Regions from separate parts of the Homo sapiens genome. Here regions 1, 3 and 4 are each linked to region 2. A link is a contact called in ENCODE Hi-C or POLR2A ChIA-PET data. All regions are on one chromosome and are shown on one strand. The core of a region is the stretch at or near the end of the contact, and the rest is flanking DNA. Distances in the headings are between cores, read along the strand shown.

What was found. Hi-C counts contacts between places; a loop is a spot of excess contacts on that map. ChIA-PET counts read pairs that join two places held with the same protein, here RNA polymerase II (POLR2A). Pooled maps may share reads with other maps.
Region 1: a pooled map shows a loop between it and region 2 (6-fold over the local background). The contact joins the promoter of ST7 here to the promoter of MDFIC in region 2. A Hi-C loop is called at or near these places in 7 of 37 single-sample maps with no recorded cell type and 12 of 50 pooled maps. POLR2A ChIA-PET finds 5 or more read pairs at or near these places in 1 of 52 experiments (activated B cell).
Region 3: a loop to region 2 is called in a map of naive thymus-derived CD4-positive, alpha-beta T cell, with 8 times the contacts of the local background. The contact joins the enhancer-like site here to the promoter of MDFIC in region 2. A Hi-C loop is called at or near these places in 1 of 168 maps with a recorded cell type or tissue (naive thymus-derived CD4-positive, alpha-beta T cell), 8 of 37 single-sample maps with no recorded cell type and 8 of 50 pooled maps. POLR2A ChIA-PET finds 5 or more read pairs at or near these places in 2 of 52 experiments (activated CD4-positive, alpha-beta T cell and activated CD8-positive, alpha-beta memory T cell).
Region 4: a map of B cell shows a loop between it and region 2 (17-fold over the local background). The contact joins the promoter of IFRD1 here to the promoter of MDFIC in region 2. A Hi-C loop is called at or near these places in 3 of 168 maps with a recorded cell type or tissue (B cell, CD4-positive, alpha-beta memory T cell and naive thymus-derived CD4-positive, alpha-beta T cell), 4 of 37 single-sample maps with no recorded cell type and 10 of 50 pooled maps.

What each region holds. Positions count from the first base shown.
Region 1 is chr7:116,952,137-116,955,263 of GRCh38, forward strand. It overlaps ST7 (suppression of tumorigenicity 7), which reads left to right and starts at 1,365. Exons shown (of 16, transcript NM_001369598.1): 1 at 1,365-1,555. The coding sequence starts at 1,405. It overlaps ST7-AS1 (ST7 antisense RNA 1), which reads right to left and starts at 2,198. Exons shown (of 1, transcript NR_002330.1): 1 at 310-2,198. ST7-OT4 (ST7 overlapping transcript 4) reads left to right here and starts at 1,712. Exons shown (of 5, transcript NR_002329.2): 1 at 1,712-1,973; 2 at 2,325-2,543; 3 at 2,838-3,017. RefSeq lists enhancers at 911-1,020, 1,436-2,359 and silencers at 1,281-1,350, 1,561-1,760, 1,821-2,120.
Region 2 is chr7:114,920,578-114,923,466 of GRCh38, forward strand. MDFIC (MyoD family inhibitor domain containing) reads left to right here and starts at 1,517. Exons shown (of 5, transcript NM_001166345.3): 1 at 1,517-2,059; 2 at 2,350-2,550. The coding sequence starts at 2,457. RefSeq lists silencers at 1,457-1,596, 1,927-1,976, 1,987-2,166, 2,397-2,536.
Region 3 is chr7:117,007,796-117,010,889 of GRCh38, forward strand. All of the region lies in intron 1 of ST7 (suppression of tumorigenicity 7), which reads left to right. Among named protein-coding and RNA genes, the nearest start is that of MIR6132, 11 kb to the right of the region's middle. Within about 2 kb of position 1,561, at least 2 of the 41 ENCODE cell types and tissues checked have a DNase peak (open chromatin) inside an H3K27ac peak, as active enhancers do.
Region 4 is chr7:112,449,035-112,451,844 of GRCh38, forward strand. It overlaps IFRD1 (interferon related developmental regulator 1), which reads left to right and starts at 1,426. Exons shown (of 12, transcript NM_001550.4): 1 at 1,426-1,748. The coding sequence starts at 1,655. It overlaps LOC128031837, which reads left to right and starts at 1,453. Exons shown (of 1, transcript NM_001414739.1): 1 at 1,453-1,611. The coding sequence starts at 1,453. The coding sequence ends at 1,611. RefSeq lists enhancers at 516-1,333, 1,334-2,151, 1,451-1,740, 1,981-2,030, 2,151-2,270.

The DNA.
Region 1 (3,127 bases), core at 115-2,614, 2.0 Mb after region 2:
ACTGGTGACAATATTGTTTTATTTTACTGAGATTCCATGTATCAGTGTTAGACACAAAAATCATTTGGTCATGTGCTGCCATAAATAACTATAAAGAAAGTCTATGTGTGCCAATTTCACTTATTCTGGCCTGGATCTCACTGTAGTAGATCAAATGTGAGGAAGAAACAGTAGCCGAGAGAGGCTGGAATTAGTAAAAATTTAAGAGTAGTTCCATCCATTATGTATGCCGTAATAGGCCCTATATGTGAAAAGTTAAAGGAGCTTATTTAATTATGAAGGAAACTATTATACAAGTAAGCAAAACAATTTATAATAAAATATTCTTTATGCTCAGAATTTTAAAAATAGATGTAGACTGGAAAACCTGCAATTTCCTCATTACCATCTAATACATAGAAAGTCAAATCACTTACGGACAGAAACAGACTTGAAAATTTCAGCTGAGAAAACATTTTAGAATAAAAGAAACATTTTATTCAGCACAGTCAAAACAAAACAAAAACAACAAAACAATGTTTAAAATGGACTTTCTGTTAGAGGTGGCCGTTTCACAGTCAAAATTATCCCAGAGAATTGTTTATATTAAAAACAGGCTGAGAATAGTTTGACCTCTGATCACCAAAAAACCTGGAGGATAAACATTCATCTGTCAAGATTTCTCTGGAAAATCCCTGCGCTGCTTCAAAGAGACAGAACAAAGGTAAATAGCATCTGCCACCCAAATCTTGCTGAATAGAGTGATTTATCTTCAGGCCTACTAGCCGGCGACAGGAGCGCACCTCCTCCCTTCTCCTAGCTGTCCCGGGTTTATTCATTCCCTGAGCCTGAATCCTGATAAGGGAGCAGAGTAGGGTTTAAGACCTCGGACCCCAGAATACACCACTGCAATTGAATTTTGGTTCCACCTTAAGGTAAACTACGCAGCTGCTGTGAGCCTCAGTTTCCCTACCTATAGAAAGAGGATCGTAGTGGGGAATTGTTGCAGGGGTTAAATGAGATTGTACGGATCGTGGAGCAGCGCCTGGCGTGTGGTAAACGCTCAACTTATGCGGGTTGTAACTGCCTGAGGCGTTTCCTTCGGCGCGCCACTTGGCCTTCTCTTTCTAAATATTAGCATAATAAATATAAATGGACCCAGAACGCGAGGGGGCAGGGGCCACGTGATCGCTCCACGAAAGCCACTTGTAGGGACCTTTAGAGAGTTAGCAATAAGGCTGGAGAAGGAAAAGCCGGCGCGCCCGCGGCCCGCGCGATTTCCCGCCGAGCCCGCGTCCCCGGCGGCGGGCGGGCTCCGGGGGCGCCCGGGCCGCGGCGGCGGCGGCGGCGCGAGCTGCGCCTCCGGGCCGGTGAATCATCCCGGCAGACACCAAGAGCCGCGGCAGCAGAGAGGAGCGCTGAAACATGGCTGAAGCGGCCACGGGCTTTCTGGAGCAGCTCAAGTCCTGCATAGTTTGGTCTTGGACGTATCTGTGGACCGTGTGGTTCTTCATCGTGCTATTCCTGGTCTACATCCTGCGGGTGCCTTTGAAAATCAACGACAACTTGAGCACAGGTAAGGCCTGGGAGCCGGGCCCGCGGCGCCCACCCCTCCCCCGCCCCGGAAAGTTAGTGCAACTCGCGCGGGGCCGCGGCCAGGCGCGCGCTCGGGGACGCGCCGGGGCCCGCGCACCGGAGGCCCGCGGCTACCCGCCAGCAACGCGGCGGCTTAGGCGGCGGGGCCGGGCAGCTGGGCGCGCGGGGGCGGCCGGTGGCCTTCACGGCCCCGCGGAGGAAGAGCTGCGCCGCGCACAGCCCGCAAGGCGGGCCGGGCCGGGCCGGCAGCCGCCCTGCTGCGTCGCTGGTGGTCGGGAGACGGAGAAGAACGGGTGTCGCGGGCGAAGGAGTTCCCAGGACACCCCCTCGGGTGTCTGCGCCGGAACTCCGAGGGTTCCCCGGAGTTAGACCGAGTCCTTCCTCACGCCCTCCCGGCTGTGGGTGCCAAGCGGCCGAAGTGTGGTCGGGGAGGCGCCCTCCCGCCCGGCCGCGGAGGCCCGAGGGCGGCTGCCGGAGGGTGCTCGGCGGCGAAGCCCCCTGACCCGGCCGGGCTGTCCGGGCGGCGCCCTCCGTGGCCCGGAGTTGCGTCTTGCCGGGCGTGGGGCTGTCTCTCTGGTTGGGTAGTGGGGAGAGGGGTTCCCGAAGGCACTCTTGGGAGTGTATGGATGACGTGTCAGGTCACCAAATGGATTGTCGAAGGGACCGGAGGGAAGAGGGGAGAGCTGGAATTTCTGAGGGTTTCGGTTGCAGTTTTCAGTGATCTTTGCTCGTCTCCCTTCCCTGTAAAGCTACATATGCTCAGCAAGTGCCGCGTGCCTCCCATCCTTGGTCGGTGGTAAATGCAGGAGGTAATTAACAGGATCTTCACAAACTTGGAGCCAGCCCACTGAGTCGTTAAAAAAACACCCGCAAAGAAAACACACGAGCCTTAACACTCCAGAGAGTTCCGAAACACAAAGTAAATTTCGAGCTAAGGGTTACAGTCCTTTAAATCTGGAAATTTCAAGGTAGAGTGTTTTTGTTTTTGTTTTAAATTTTAATTTCACAGTACTGGGAAATTCTTACAGTCCTGAAGATATATACATATGTACACATATATATCTTCCCTTGTTAATCTCCATACTCTGGGAGTGCAAGTCTGGAAATGCATTTTCCTCAGGTGTTTAGCTGCATTAAAACGCTTTTTAAAACGCTTGAGATAATGTACTCATTTTGTTAGGAAACTTGTACCTTTCAGATACTAACTTAAGTATTTTGATTACTAACTTGAACTCATGTTCATATTTACATTTGTTTTGTAGTATCCCTCGGGATCGTGTCCCTGGGAGGCGGATAGGATTCAGCACTCTAGAATTGTCTCACCATTTGAATAGGTGCTGCTCAGCCCTTTTGAGTCTGTCATCGGAAAGACCATGGCTTTCTCGCTTTTCATCTTTTTGGATGGCTGCTTGTCGCAATATTGTCTTCTTCGCTTTAGACAAGTATGTCTCCAGGATACCTTCTGGTCTCAAAGTTCTATACCTTTAAGAAGTTGTTTGAATATATGTTTTAATGGAATTACGTATTTGTTGGTAACAGTGTTAGTCTGTTT
Region 2 (2,889 bases), core at 267-2,766:
AAAAATAGGGCAAGGAATGATACAGGGATAAAACAGAATTTTCCAGAGCAGGTAAACAACTCCTTTGAGTGCAGATGATGCTGCAGTGAACTCTGAGACGTCCTAAATGTTTGTTCTCTAGTGGTGATGAAGTCATCTTCAGAACTGATCTGCTTCCATCAGACAAATTCCAAACAGTCCAGGCTCCTAGATAAGTTTTCAAGAGAGGTAATGCACTTGATTTCATACCATTTCTGAAATCTCCAAGTGAAAAAAAAATGTTAGTTATGTGTAATGGGGCAAAATGTCATTTGTCTTTTTGGGGAGAATGGTCTGAATGACTGTCATCAGCAACTTTGAAGGCTGTTTTTTTTTTTTTTTTTTTTTTTTTAAATGGAGTCTTGCTCTTGTCGCCCAGGCTGGAGTGCAATGGCACAATTTCTTCTCACTGCAACCTTTGCCTCCTGTGTTCAAGCGATTCTCCTGCTTCAGCCTCCCAGTAGCTAGAATTACTGGCGCCCGCCACAATGCTCAGCTAATATTTGTATTTTTAGTAGAGATTGGGTTTCACCATGTTGGCCAGGCTGGTCTCGAACTCTTGACCTCAGGTGATCCACCTGCCTCGGCCTCCCAAAGTGCTGGGATTACAGGCGTGAGCCACCGCTCCCGGCCGAAGGCTGGCTTTTTTACCATCATTGAAATCAAGTTAGAATGCACTGTCTCTTCATAGGTAACAAGTAAATCTTTGTAATCAATTGGAATAAATTCCAATGAGCTTTTTGAAAAAATGAAATTTCTGGGATATTATTAATGATGCACATAGAAAGACAGTGAATCCAATGCACATTTTCTTCAGTTTTGATAACGTTACTGTGATTCCTCGCTTGTCCAAAAGAATCGAAGAATGAGTTCGTTCTAGCTTTCTACAAATGAATTCTGCATTTCATTCACAATGAAATAAAAGAGCAAAAGTTATCTGAGTATACCACTAAAGTACTATATATCTGTAAATTACTTTACACTTGCTATCCTCGGCTCATCAGATTAAGCTACAATCAGAATGTCTCATTTATAAACGGAAAGTTGATCAGCTTTTTACTTCCGACCACAAGTTTATCTCCCCTCAGATACCACTGATCCAGTGAGGCATTTAGCTTGCCATAGGCCAGGCTGGGGCCAGTACCACGGCATCCGCAAGGGTGCCAACCTTGTTTGCCTGGATGCCTCCAGCAGATTCGCGCAAACTGCAACTGGTTTTACATCAGGAATACTGTTTGACCAAAGAGTAATTTAGGAGCCAGAGATGAAGTGAGTAAACGTTCAACCGAGGGGTCAAGGTTTCAAACGCACACGTTCTCTATCCCACCAGGAAAGTTCGATACTGTAACAGTGTTTTCGTTTTTCCTTGTCCACCCTAAAGGTTTTCGTCAGGATATTCCCAAAGCCTCCGTCGGTCTGGGGGCAGGAGTAGGGAGAAGGGATGAGGTGACTTTTTGGGCGGGGTGGGGGGAACGTCTGGGCAGCCAGGGACCTGCCCATTCACTCCCCTTTCCCAGCCCCGGGAGGGCGCAGCGCCCGGGTGGGGAGCCCGAGCCAGCCCAGGCCGGCTCTGGCCTCCTGACCCAGACAGCGCAGGGCGCGAGGGATCGCGCGGCCGAGCCCGGGTCGCGCCGCTCCCAGCATCGGGGCCGCTAGCCAAGAGTTCGAGGCCTTCCCGATCCGGATGTGATGAAAAAGAGCAACAGAGGGAGAAGTGTTTCAGGATTGTAGGAGTGGAAGAGGGGAAAGAGAGGCAGAGAGGGGGAAGGCCCCCTCGCAGGGGAGCCGGCTGGAGTGAGCTGGCTGGAAAGAGGGGGCGGAGTGCGCGGAGTCAGAGCCGCCACCGCTGCCGCAGTTGCCGCCACTGCGGCGTCTGGGCTGAGCCGGAGGGAGGCGGGAGGACGCGCAGGGGCGGCCGCCGCCGTCGTCAGGCCACCGGGGCGAAAATGCGGCCGCTGCCGGAGGCTCGCTAACTTTCCGGGGCGGAAGAGGAGGAGGAGGAGGAGGAAGGGGCTTGGAGCGACTACGGGGGGATGCGGAGGTAGGTAGTGGTCTCCGGGCGGGGAAGAGGAGGGGTTTGATCCCCATCCCCGGGGTTCTCCCAAACCCGATCTCTCTTTCCAGCCCCTCCCCGCTGGGTCCACCTCGGACCCCTGGGACCCCGCCGCTGTCAACTTGCGCTGTAACAGTTTTCTTCGCAAGTTTCAAATCAAAACTTCCCCGGGGTGGAGTTTGAGGGAGGGAAGTGGAGGGGGAGGGAACGTCCCGCAGGGGTGGTGTGCTCTTCTCTAAAAACATTTTTTTTTTTAATTTTGTATATTTTTCCGCCAGAAGCAGTCAGTTCCCTGCACCCAGCACCTCACAGCCCTTCCTCCGTGCGCCCTGCCGGGCGGCGAGCTAGGCGGCAGCGGCGCGGCGCGGGCTCGGCGGAGCGGCCCATGTCCGGCGCGGGCGAAGCCCTCGCTCCCGGGCCCGTGGGGCCGCAGCGCGTGGCCGAGGCGGGCGGCGGCCAGCTGGGCTCCACAGCCCAGGGTGAGTGCGCGCTTGCAAGTGGCAAGCTTCTTTGTCATTGTTGCATTTTTCAGTTTGCTCACAAGTGCACAGATAGGGGTGGGGGGAGTGCTGTGAGGAGGGGCTCCCACTCGTAGTTGAGAACTTTTGCACAGTTCGCGTTACTCAGGCAAGTTCTTCAGGATCCTTGCCCTAGATCAACAACCGGGTAAGAGGGCGGGAACCGTTGGTCCCTCCACTCCCCCTTCCTTTGGTTGCGAAGAAACAGGATGACAGGATTGCTTCTTTCTTAAGCATATGCATGTTTGGGCCTAAGACTCAATGTGTAGGTTCTGAAGCGCTTCTCCTCTAGGTCTCTTC
Region 3 (3,094 bases), core at 311-2,810, 2.1 Mb after region 2:
ATTAAACAACTCCCCATTTTCTTCTTCCTCCTGCCTCTGGCAATCACCATTCTACTTTCTGTCTCTATGAATTTGAAGTCTATAGTTGCACAGGCACAAATGTCTGTCTCTAGAAACATTTTCCAAGTAATACACTTCACTACATTTTCTCTTAGAATCACCTATATCTGTGTTAAAACTGTAAGAATCTGTGTTAAAATTTTAAGAATGTAGCAGTTGTCTTGATTAGAAATATATTTTCAATAGCCTTTCAAAAAACCAGAGACAAAAAAGCAGAGAGGAAATTATCTGCTTCTTATCTGAAGGCTAATGACAAAAAAAGTCATCCATGTGAACTTTAATAGAAATCTGCCGAAACCCTTAATGAGGTAGGTATCATGATCAGCGTAACTCATTACAGAATTGTTGTATTTTAGAGCTAGAAAAAAACCTCAGAAATAATTTTAAGTTCTTCATTTCATAAATGAAGTGATACTGTTGTGAAATGTCTAACCAAATTAATTAACTGTGCAGTTAGGATTGTAGTCTGTTTCTTGTTTCTCAAGAATTCCCTTTCAGCAATTGTTGGTGAACAGGGTCAGATTTTCTCAGACAAACTAGCTATTACTTGTGTTCTACACTATGAGTATGTTTTATAGAAAGTTTTCCTGGCTTATAATATAATTGAAGAGACTTGGAAATCTTAGCCCATGATTTCCATTTTTATATAATCTTCAAGGGCTAGAGATGTATGTGGATTGGAGGTATGTGGTTTTCCTTATCTGGGAAAGTAGTTGACAATTTCTCAGAAATTGAGCATTTATCACCAGTTCTAATGTGATAGGGAATGAGGTATTGTTCATAGTATCATCAGAAATGAAGGGAATTGGGATGAAACTTTTCTTGAATTTCTGACCCTGATGCAATCAGGCAGTTGTTGATGGATTCCATTATCTTCGTGAGTCTTGTCAATGGCAGAGACCTAATTGAAGATTAGAGCTCTTGCAGAGAAAGGTCAAATCAACCACAGTAAATATTGTTGAACAGGGTTTGGCAAACTGTAGCCCATGGGCTGCCTGTTTCTGTGAGATTTATAAGCTAACTTTTTTTTTAACATTTTTAAATCGCTGAAAAATTTTCAAAAGAATACGTCATGATATGTGAACATTACAAGAAATTTAATTTCAAAGTTTATAAATAAAGTTTTATTGGAACATGGCTACATTAATTTATGTATTGTTTATGACTATTTTTGCACTGAAACAATAGAGTAGTTGTGACAGAGAACAGATGGTCCCACAAAATCTAAACTGTTTACTATTTGGCCCTTTATAAAAAGGATTTGCCAGCTCCTGCTAGAAAACATTGAGAATGATTTGTTTTGTAGTACCATGGAAATTTGTGATCTTCTTTGCTTACCTAGAACTGCAGCTGTATGCTACAGCTAAGAAATTCCTTAAAGAACTTCTCCACTTTTTTTTTGTTTTTTTTTTTTTGTTTTTGGCCTCTGGGACAACCCACACTAGTCCATTCATGACTATTTTTTATGACTTTCTTTGCTTATTTTCCAGTGGTTCCTTTTGCCAATCATGTGAACAGACCAAAACCACACAGGAAGGTCTGTGGTTTGCCTAAAGAAGCTTTTCTACAGAGGGATATGTCTGGCTTGGGTACCTCCCTGTTTGTTGTACAAACCTATAGTTTGATTCTGATCATTACACTAGAGCTTTGATTCAAATGTATATAAAATGACCATCACTGTCAGGATGTAAAATGAATAAGCATATTTATTGTTGGATTCATATTTGTAGGACGAAAATCTTAATCTTTCTTATTTTTATCAGGCATTTTAGTAACTTTAGTAATGTTTCTCATGACTGCTAATTATACATCAAGATTAATTGCTATATTTTTTTTTAATTGGCTAACCTTAAACACATAAACCCAATGTCCTTTTTTATAGTCATCTTCTGATAGAGTTAAAACATCAGTGATAGGGAGACCACACAGCACCTCTTATAAAAGTTATTTACCTCCTTTTTCCAGCTGTGGTTACTTGATTTTAGTTCTCTTGAGGCCACTGTAAGAAGGGAGTGGCCCTACAACCATGTAAGAGATCTGTGCTTTGCAGCCACTGAGAACCGGGGATCCTGCCACTATTGCCACCATCCTTTTAAAGCATAACAACAAACAGGTGTTGTGTATCCAGAAAGAGCCCTTATCTGAAGGTTTGGAGTTTGGTTAAGCAGATCTTTTATTATGTTTTACTCATGCGTTTGGTCATAATTATGCTTTTGTGCTCAATAAGGATGATTGTTATCTGTGAAAGTAACTGACAATTTCTCAGAACCATTGCCTTGGTTCTAGGTTCTAGGTAGCTAGTAACTAGTCTGGTTAGTGCCATGGAGAATGTGGAGCACTGGTCTGGGTCATGATATTGAGTTGAGTAGCTGAATTCTCTCCTCACTTCATAGGGTAGTTCTTTTATCTGGTTAGTGCTAGATGCTCATCTGTCTTAGCTTACTTAAATTTTGAGGTCTTGGGAGTAGAGCCCAGTAATGGGAGGAGCTGGGCATACGCTCTAGGAATCTTCTGCATCCAGATAATCCTTTTTTTAGTGGAGTCTTCTCACATTTTGGGATAGGCCATGAGGTAGACTTGGGGCTCAGTAAGCAAAGCCAATGAGGATGACAAAACATGAAAAGGAAATGCTGATGCAGATGCAGGCTGGAGTGGGTGGTAAGAGGCCTGGGAGAGCAGCAAGATGAGATATCTTAGATAATGTTTGTTCTGACTTAGTAATAAGGTGAAATTGGGATGTGACATAACCTTAAGGCATTTTGACTTAGCTCTCACATGTTGGTGAGAATTGAGACTAGAGGGAAAACCCCCTATTTTCATTTCTGAAATGCAGAAAAATAGAGTGAACATTTATAATCCAACCCTGGTATTTTAAAACATGTGTAATAACAAAGTCGGTTATTGTATAATTTGGAAATGCGATGTAAGATATTATGATAAAGCTGTGATTTTCTGATTTAAGAGGGAAGAGTGAAGTGGAAGCCATGCTCGTTCTCCTCTGAGGAGGGTAGAGGACCGTGGACTCGCGTGGCAG
Region 4 (2,810 bases), core at 176-2,675, 2.5 Mb before region 2:
TTAAAGTTAGTCATGGGAGCCATGGAATGTTTTTGAGCAACTATTAAAGCAGGTGGATTAGTAAAATAGGGAACACACAAATAAATCTGGCAGCATTACTGTGCATGAAACATGGATGAAAAGACTGGGAGATCGCTTAAAATGCCCAGGCATGAACTGAGGTCACATGTGATCACAGAATAGGACAGGAATTTAAGAGTGCTATTTTAAAACTAATTGCTTTGCGGGTGGGGAGGGGGTGGTGCATCAAAGGGAAAAAAGACTATGAATTTGAGTTTTGGAATTTAACATATGGGAGGATAATAAATAGTACAGTGAACAAAGGGAAGACAGGAAGAAGGAAATATAGTATTCGTTTCAGAGATGTTGGGTTGAGGCACAAGTGGAACATTCTGGTGGAAATTTGCTACAGGCAATTGAAAATAGAATAGAGCTCAGCTGAGAGGTGGAGTGGCGGATGACTCACCTACATTGAGGTGAGTCAGGGACTTTGATCTGTCATAAGCATAGTATATGAACCTAATAACAGGCTCTAAATACTAGACAAATGTCCTAACAAGGAAGACAGAGATCTAGGAGTGCCTTGAGAAAAAAGGCAGCACTGCGATTATTGATCTGTATAACTTGTGTTTGTTTTACCAGCTGTGAAATTCTCAGAACTGGCAGGTAGTATTGTCAAGGGACACATTCTTGTATAGAAACCCACAACGCTGAATCGTCATATATTCCTAGTCTAGAATCTGAGATATACACGAACTCCACAACTAAGTAGACGAAAGCATCCCTTTTTTTGGGGGGGGGGGGGGATGGGGGGCACATAACCCTGAACCACGGTCCAATTACAGGTACAGTACTGATGATGGCTTAAGTAGTTCATGGAACTAGTTAAAACTAAAACCATGGAAATGTTACCCAGGAGAGGTAAGGCTGCGTGCCTGGCAGGTGCCGCAGGGAAGTAGGGGAAAGGTTAAGGAGAACACCAGCCTCCGGAGAAAGAGAAGCAAAGGTGATTGCATAGCTGCCAGCTGGAAGCCGACTCTCGTCATAGGGCATACTCGCCCCACTGTGCATCGCCGGTGCCTACCTCACCCAGTTCCAAGGCGGGGGCGCGCCGAGGCAGGGGTGGGGTCACCAGGAGAAAAGCAAGTGGGCAGAAAAGCCCGTTGGGAAGAGACGGCTGGGAGGAGGCCCCGGCCCCAGCCTTACTACGTTTCCCAGAATTCAGTGAGGCCACGAAGACAGGCTCCCTGGGCGCGGACGGAAGACTGGCCGCATGGGATTTGTAGGTAGGATCCGCGCCCCGCCCGACGGAGGCGTCCAGTGGGGAGGTGTGCAGGGATTGGTTGGGAAGCGCTCAAGCCCCGCCCACAGAGTGACGTCAGGTGGCGGTATTGCTACTTAAGGCGTCGTGGCCTCCCCTGCCCCGCCTTAGCTCCCGCGCTAGAGAGAAACATGTATCGTTTTCGATCACAGCTCTTCACGGGGATTTCTGCTGCCGCCACCGCCCACTCTTACCCCCGCCGCTTCTCGACTCTGTTGTTAGCCGAAGACTCGCCTCTCAGCCGCCCGCCGCACAGACGCACGAGTAAAAAGTGCAGCTCCATCGGCTGATCCTCGCTAAGCTCCGACTCTGGGCGGCACCGGGCGTCCCACGATGCCGAAGAACAAGAAGCGGAACACTCCCCACCGCGGTAGCAGTGCTGGCGGCGGCGGGTCAGGAGCAGCCGCAGCGACGGCGGCGACAGCAGGTAAGGGGTATCCCCGCCGCCGGCATCCCAGTTGCCGGCCAGGCTGGCGAGTCTTCCATGCTTCGGCACGGTGGGAGTTGTAGTTCTTTCTCTGATGTACACATTTGCATTTCCAGGGTGCGTGGTTTGGCTACTGAACTACAATTCCCAGCGTGCCCTGGGCGCTGCTCCTCGCGCGATTTAGATCTGGCGTGCGAACCGGACTCTTGGGCACCGGCCGTGGGGGCAGGGAGGAACGGGTCCTTGGGCCTGAGAGTGTGTCGGGACAGGGGCTGACCGGGAGCTGGGCGGGAAAGGAACCATTGTCAGAGTTCCTTTCTCGGCGGCGATCTCGCCCGATCTCTCCCCGACCACGGGTGGGGAAGAACGGGGAGTTGAGCCCGTGCCGTCACTGGCCGCCTTTGACACCCTGGCTCCAACATGGAGCTCCTGGGATGCCAGACGTCCGGCGGGTTTGGACGGGCTCTTGCGTCACGCGGCCTGGGCCTTGCGCGGTGGGCCCGGGGTGACGCAGAGGCGCTGGGGAAGCTTTCCGTCTCGCAGGTCCACCTGGCCAGGCGAAGGCGTCGGAGGCGGGGGGACCACTTTCTCCCCCCTAGGCTGTGCTCCTTCCCCTAACTGGCACCTGCAGAAGCCCTGAACCTCTAGCACCTCTGCGACCACCCGAGGCGACCTCCTGCTCACGGGGGGAAGAAACGCGTTCTCCTTTGTGCTGCATTCTATATGTTCTCTGCAGTGAGCCCCAGAGAGGCAGGGTGGTGAGGAGCTTAGGTTGCAGTTGGCTAAAAGTTGAGGTTATTGTGCCCTCGCTACGAAGTTGAAACTTTTCCTGGGTGGGATGAGTAGGTGCTTAACTGAACTTATGGTTTTCTACTTATTATATGGTTAAGAAAAAGGATTCCAATTGGAATTGGAAGGCCCTTCTAGGAGAGACCCCAATAAACTCAAATCGAGTATTAAATAACCTGGGTAATATTTTATTTAGAAATTTAAACAGGAGTTAAATATTGGAGTATTCTCCGACGTTATCACACTGGAACTATTAGCCATCAGGTATTTTTG